Linked DNA regions of Homo sapiens: region 2 is linked to region 1. Evidence: chromatin contacts called from ENCODE Hi-C or POLR2A ChIA-PET data. All regions are on one chromosome and are shown on one strand. Each heading gives the region's core, a stretch centred on a gene start or an enhancer-like site at or near the end of the contact. The rest is flanking DNA. Distances are from core to core; before and after follow the strand shown. Region 1 overlaps TLE4 (TLE family member 4, transcriptional corepressor). Region 2 overlaps TLE4 (TLE family member 4, transcriptional corepressor).

Evidence for each region. A loop is a pair of places that touch in the nucleus more often than their neighbours do. ChIA-PET counts read pairs that join two places held with the same protein, here RNA polymerase II (POLR2A). Pooled maps may share reads with other maps.
Region 2: a loop to region 1 is called in a map of endothelial cell of hepatic sinusoid, with 3 times the contacts of the local background. The contact joins two enhancer-like sites. A Hi-C loop is called at or near these places in 1 of 168 maps with a recorded cell type or tissue (endothelial cell of hepatic sinusoid) and 1 of 50 pooled maps. POLR2A ChIA-PET finds 5 or more read pairs at or near these places in 1 of 52 experiments (activated CD4-positive, alpha-beta T cell).

The regions. Positions count from the first base shown.
Region 1 is chr9:79,642,920-79,646,342 of GRCh38, reverse strand. The region is part of intron 6 of TLE4 (TLE family member 4, transcriptional corepressor); the gene reads right to left. Among named protein-coding and RNA genes, the nearest start is that of TLE4, 73 kb to the right of the region's middle. Within about 2 kb of position 1,667, at least 2 of the 41 ENCODE cell types and tissues checked have a DNase peak (open chromatin) inside an H3K27ac peak, as active enhancers do.
Region 2 is chr9:79,699,932-79,703,354 of GRCh38, reverse strand. All of the region lies in intron 8 of TLE4 (TLE family member 4, transcriptional corepressor), which reads right to left. Among named protein-coding and RNA genes, the nearest start is that of LINC01507, 120 kb to the left of the region's middle. Within about 2 kb of position 1,519, at least 2 of the 41 ENCODE cell types and tissues checked have a DNase peak (open chromatin) inside an H3K27ac peak, as active enhancers do.

The sequences.
Region 1 (3,423 bases), core at 418-2,917:
AAGTGAAAGCTTGCTGATGTTTCCCAACAGGGTTAAGTCAAAACTGTCCTCTGCCCTCTGCCCCATCTGGGTTAATTACAGAGCAATTAACCTGCAAAGATATTCTACTTTATCTTACAGTCCCACTAAGAAACATAAAACCCCTTGCTTTTTAAAGACCAAAAGGAAGGGAAATGTACATTAAGAGTACACAGTATAACACAGATTTGTTACGGATGTAATTTAAGATACATTATAAACTAGCAGGTTAAAAAAAATATATATATATATAGGCTTTAGAAGAAAAACAAAACAAAGATCAAGCCAAAGAATTAAAGAGGGCATAGACTAGAGTATTAAAATAAACGTACATACATAACCACCACTGAGGAAGACCTATTGAGGAAAATATGTATCATGGCAAAATTCTTCTCACTATCCTTCCTAGGCCTTTATTATCTTTGGGTGCCTTACTTAAAATTAATAATAAATAAAAACCTCTCTTATCTCAAACCACAATACAAAATAAACTACTTCTTCCTATTTCCTTGATGGGCCACTCAAGAAAATAAACATTAAAATGGAGTGAACTTTAAACTTAAGCAAGTAAGTACTCCATTAAGATAATTAATTTAATTCTGAAAAATAGCAATGATGTCTGAAAATACACAGCCATGAAGTGGCAGACACAGCCTCAATGCTGTTAATAGGTCTTTTCTGGATTCTCTGTAACAAAGATTTCCCTGCAGTTTCAAGTTTGGCACAAAGGGCAGAAAAGGACCACTGGAGAATAGAATTCACAAGAAATGTCTTTTGAAATGTTGTCTTTCTGTCAGCAAAAAGAGGAGTTCTTTGTAATCAAAGGTCCCCAACTGCTTGATGACAAGGGACTGACAAGTCATTGACCAAGCAGGAGCCAGCAAGGACAGAGCTGCAGTCACTGACATCCCTAGGAATTTTGGGCATTTCCAATTGAAGGCCAGGCAGCAGTTTCCTTGTTCACCCCCACTCCAACTCTACTACGCTATCAACAGCAGAATAATTCTCAAAAAACACGCACCTTCCTTAGAAACAACAACATCTCAGTAGCAATGAGCACACTTTGTGCTCATATTTTGGTTTCTAAAAAAAGTGCAAGTGCAAGGTGAACCTGCTATATCTTGTGCCAGAAATCAAGAAAGCTATCTAGACTAACGGATATTGTGTCAAAAGGACAATGAGCCAAATTGAAGGGATCCCCACTGGCAAAACTTGAGACAATCTCAGCATCATTAAGAATAATGACTTTATAGGTTATAACACATTTTCAAAAAACATTTTCAGGAATGGAGTTTTTGGTACCCCAAGAAAATAGGTGAAGATGTAGGGCACTCTGGGGCCAAGGACTAGAGACAGATAATGACTCTCAGGCCAGTGCCAGCTCCTAAGTTCAAGGCTGGCTGTCTCCCAAGCCCACAACCATACTACTCATCCACCAGGAGCTAGCCAAGCTGTGAGCTGCTCGCTCTGAGCACGTGTGCCTCAATCCAACCAGGAGACACTGTTCCATTCTAGGAGAGAAGTAAGGGAAGACTCAGCAGACCTTGAAAGGAGCCAAAAAGGAAGAGGCAACAGACTCTGAAATAGAGCAGCAAGCACAGGGAAGGGCCCAGGACTGGGCTGGTAGCCATACTCCTTGGCTTGTGAAGACACTATTTACTATGGACAGTTGTTCTGCTGGCCTCGCTCCTGTCTGTAAGTCGGGCTAGGTGTGAGAAAGCACAGTCTGGCTGACATTTGGGAAGCATCACAATGAAGTGGCCTCAGAGTCACTGGAATCCTTATTACCTGTTTGAACAAGTCATTTAACATTTCTGATGCTCTGTTTCTTCATGTAAAAAGCGAGAACAGTTAGTTACAAAATCTACCTCCCAAGGTTGCTGGAAGAATTGTATGACATGATCCATATAAAACCCTTAGCACAGCGTATTAGTCCGTTCTCATGCTGCTAATATAGACATACCCAAGACTGGGTAATTTATAAAGGAAAGAGGTTTGATTGACTCACAGTTAAGCACGGCTGGGGAGGCCTCAGGAAGCTTAAAATCATGGTGGAAGGGGAAGCAAACATGCCCTTCTTCACGTGGCAGCAGGAAGCAGAAGCATGAGAGCCGAGTGAAGGGGGAAGCCCCTCATAAAACCATCAGATCTTGTGAGAACTTAGTATCACAAGAATAGCATGGGGAAAATTGCCCCTGATTAAATTACCTCCCACGAGATCCCTCCCACCACATATGGGGATTGTAGGAACTATAATTCAAGATGAGATTTGGGTGGGGACACAGCCAAACCATATCACACAGTGTTTGGCAAATAATAAACACTCAATAAATGGTGACTGCTAGTATTAAGGAAAGGTACCAGAAGCCCACATTTTCATATGCACAGAGAGTGAGGGAGCGAGGAGAGGAGAAAACAGGAAAAGCTCTTCTTTACAGAATATTAATTTGAAAGGAAAGAAATAACTTAAAATTTACTGTTTTACCATGTCAAATGTATTAACTAATGCAAGACAGACTCAACCATCGATATTACAACCACTGGGTAAAAAGTTGCAGGGAAACAGGTTATTCATAGTGCCCAGGTATCACCCCATGGATCACCTAGCTTCACCAGTAATATGATACAACTGGAAATACACATCACCTAGTTAGTATTCCTACTAAAAACACTTAACCGAAATCTAAACTTGAGAAAACAATCAGAAACAAACAGACAAATGTAGACTGTGGAAGATTCCAGAAAACTGGCCTGGAATCTTCAAAATGCCAATATCTTAAAAAGCAAAATGCTTTCGGACACTGTGATTTAAAGAAGAGTAAAAAGACATGACAGCAAAGACAATTTTTGAATTGAATCCTGGATTGAATAAAAAAGTGCTATTAAGGACATTTTGTGGACAATTGGAGAAATATGATTATGAGCTGTCACACTGGTATAGGAATGTGTTAATGGTATTATGCTTATACAGGAAGATGTCCTTGTTCATAGAAGAAGCACACTGAAATATTAGGGGGTGAAACAGCATGATTGCCTTTTACTTTCAATTAGTTCAGCACATTCCAAAAAGTGCACATGTATTTGTATGAGTATATAAACAGAGACAGAAAACAAAAGTGACGATACGTTAACCGGTAAATCTAGGTGACGAGTATACAGTGTTTGCTCTACTATTCATTCAATTTCTCTGTAGTTGTAGAGGCTGGGAAAATAAGATGTGCCCTTCTTACCTTACTTTAACAAATATCTCTAGAAAAAGCTAAAGGTTAAGTGAATATATGGAAAGAAGCAAGAATAAAGAGAACAAAGGAAGAAACTTTTCAAACTAAGCTTATCTGTAACTCATTCCTGATGACTTACAACATGAGATTTACTATAGGGAGAAGACATGCATTTAGAGCAATC
Region 2 (3,423 bases), core at 270-2,769, 57 kb before region 1:
ATGCTGCTGAGTGGTGAATGGCAAAAACCTGAGTAACACAGTCCCTTGGCAGGGCACCAGGGCAGGGCTCCCAAGTGTGAATGACCCTAACCCAGGGTAACAAAGGGCTGATCTTGGAGAGTAGTAGAAAGAATATCTGAAAATCTCTATGGAAAAAAAGTTATAGGAAGAACAATCACCACTGGAACGTCTCTGTCTGGCATGCAAATCAATTCAGAAAACTGGTCAGGAAAGCTCTTCCTCATTTATAAATTTATTTCATATAAGACTAACTCTTTGAACGGGTTTTTTTTTTTGCTTTATCTTAGTCTGTTGGTAATAACTGATGTTTATAAAAACATACAACATTTACGAGGCCCTTTTAATTAACTATGAGAGAAAGTGTGTTACCCAGAACTTTTGGGTCTATGTTCCATTTTATTTCCACTGAGCCTTAATGTCACAATCTCTTTTGTGGCATTTCTGAACTTCCAAAGCACATTGTTAAGAAGATTGATGGTCTTTCTTCATACCTGTGGTGATGGCAACTCTTTATTACAAGCTCCAAAGATGTGCAGGTGGGAGTTTGGTGGGGGAGAGAGATGGGACCAGTGAGTGGGTGCCCACTGGGCGGGCTGGGGACCTCTAAATCCGTCCCTGCTGTGCCAGCCCCTCTTGAGGTTTTATATGAATACTCTAGCCCTAGACCTATCAAACGTTCAGCCTTAAACTTAGTGGCAGAAAAGACTGCAGGCATTATTCAGTAAGGCTGAAGATTGACACAAAACATTACGAGCCAAACGATTTTTTAAAGTGGACTACTTCTTGACTTTTGTGTATCTCTGCTGAGTTCCAAACCTCACTCCCAAGCCATGAGACTTGGGTCAACACTTCTGCTTTGCTTTCACACAACCCAATGCACTCAGTAGGTTTTCATGACCACTGAAACCATGCATGCAATCATCATCTGTGGGTTACTATCTACCATACTTCATGCCTCAATCCCGTTTCTAGTTTTCCCCTCTCCAGTCTATCCACCTCACTTCTGGAATTCATACTTCCCAAAGAGAGGTTCAGCCTGTTTTAACTCCTCTTTTAAAAGGACAGTTTCCTACTGTTCACAGGGGGAAAAAAATTCCAAATTTCTGAGTATGGCTGTTTTCCAAAGTCCTCACTCCACACCCCAATCCAGAGTCCTGGCCTTGTATCCTACATCAGCACTATAAGCCAGTGTTCCCCTGGGCTCTGTGTATTTTCGTTGCACCTGTAGCCTTTTTTCCTGGCTTATGGCAATGACTATTTTCTCAAGATCTATCTTTTGAAATCCCCCACTATCCTTAAGAATCAGCTCTAATGTCACCTTTCAAAGCTTCCTCAGATGCTGTCAGGCAGAATTAATCATTCATTCCTCTTTGTTCCCTTAACATTTTGTTCCTCCAATGAGTAAAGCACTCACAACAAATTTATTGCTGTGTTTACAAGGCCACTTCCCACTTTAGGCTGTGGGTTCCCTGAGGGTGGGGCACCTAGCATCATGAGCAGAAGGGAACTGCCCAGAAATATTTCTCAACACAAATGGCTGAACATCCCCTCTGCACGCCTCAATCTCACTCCAAATCTCTTATGATACATTCCTTTTCTGAGCATCACTAGGATGAACAATTCCATGGGAGACCATTCACTAGAGTAAGATTTGTGTTGTGGTGCCCTTGGAATCGGTAATATGGCAATTCAGCCCCTTCCTCACCTTTGCTCCTTTACTTACCTTTAGATGCACTAAATCTGGCTAATTTCATATTTTACAAAAAGAAGAAAAATGGAGTATATATATCTTTTATTAACAATTCTCTGATTCTGCTATATTCTATTGAAAGTTATTTCCACATTGTTTAAGAGGAAAAATTTCTAAACAAAACAATTTCTTAAAAATACTAAAAGGTAATGCCTATTTAGATTTAGATTTTATGTTCATTTATTGGCTCATATGTACAACCAAATACTTTATATTTTTCTTAAGCTAGCTGTTTCCGGTTTTGCAGGCAGCGTTGTATTTTTGAAGTTGACTGTAGAACAGAGTTACATGTTGGAGTTTCTTGGTAGAATGATAAAGTAGTTAATTATCACTAGCATTTAAAGGTTAAGCTGCACAGTGGGCACTGGGGCAATCAGCAATGTTCTAATAACATAATTACTCTGGAATCAAATTGGACTTGGCACAGACTCTCATCATGAATCTTGTAAGTCCACCATTCTGCCACAGGAATGCCACTTGGATCTTTGCTAGGCATGTGAATAAGAGGAATTAAATAAATACCGATAAAGTCATGCTTTTACTAGAAAAGCTTTTTATTTTATTATTTTTTATTTCTCTATTATTATTTTAAAAGCTCAATTTAGATATTTCTCAAGTTTACTACATAAGAAACTTACTGAAGCTGCATTGTGACCCTATAAATCTACAAATTTAGAAGGATTAAACACAAGTCTTTCTCACTACAGTTTGAGTGTGCGTGTGTGTGTGTATGTGTGTGTGTATCTCAGCAAATCTGTTATGATTGGAGAGTCACGGTCACAAGCAATGGCTGATCCAGAGAAAGCAAAATACCCTGAATGTGAATGTTTAGTAAAGCTCTGGATTTTAAAAGTAAACACTTATGCTGGGATATTTAAAAAGAACAGGGTAGATCTGTTTAAGAAAAAGAGCAGGAAAACAAGGAGAAACCAAGAAAAAAATACTAAAGGATTAAAAGACTTATTACATGGAAACCCCAATTGCTTTGGTAGCAAAAGGTAAGCTTTAAAAAGCTATAATCAGGTTCTAATTTCACTATGAGAAGATTCTAGTTCCTAGATTAAAGACCATCCCAGACTTTACTAGGGCTGTTGACCAAGTCAGATGGAAAACTGACACCTCCAGCAACTTGAAAGGGAAGGCCCCACCCCTCCACCTTTACTCCTCTGCCACCTCAAGATCAAAGATGACAATGTATGAGAAAGACTTCTATAAAGTAACTTCCCCCTCCAAAAGAAGATGCTGTTGTTATAATTAGCTAATTTTAATAACAGGGAGCACAGATTTTAATAGCAGGCAAGAGCATCTCTCTGGAGTCAGACTGCCTGGTGTGAGTCTAGAGTCTTCACTTAATAGCCGTAAGGGATGTTGCTTAGTCTCAGCCTCTCTTTAGTCTGGGGTAACAACACACCATTCTCAGCCCCACGGGCTGCTTTGAAGACCAAGAAAAATAATCCACATAAAGTACAACGCGCAGTCCCAGGCACATAGCCTAGCCCCTCAACAGTGCAACTTAGTCCTATCACTGTATACTGGACTCCAGTTGATTCTACTTACTTTAGAGATTGGGATGGTGACCTAGTGTGGATCTTCTATTTTAAACCTTATGTTAGGTCTTTTCTAGACATTTGTGTAGGACTTCCCCCAGCATA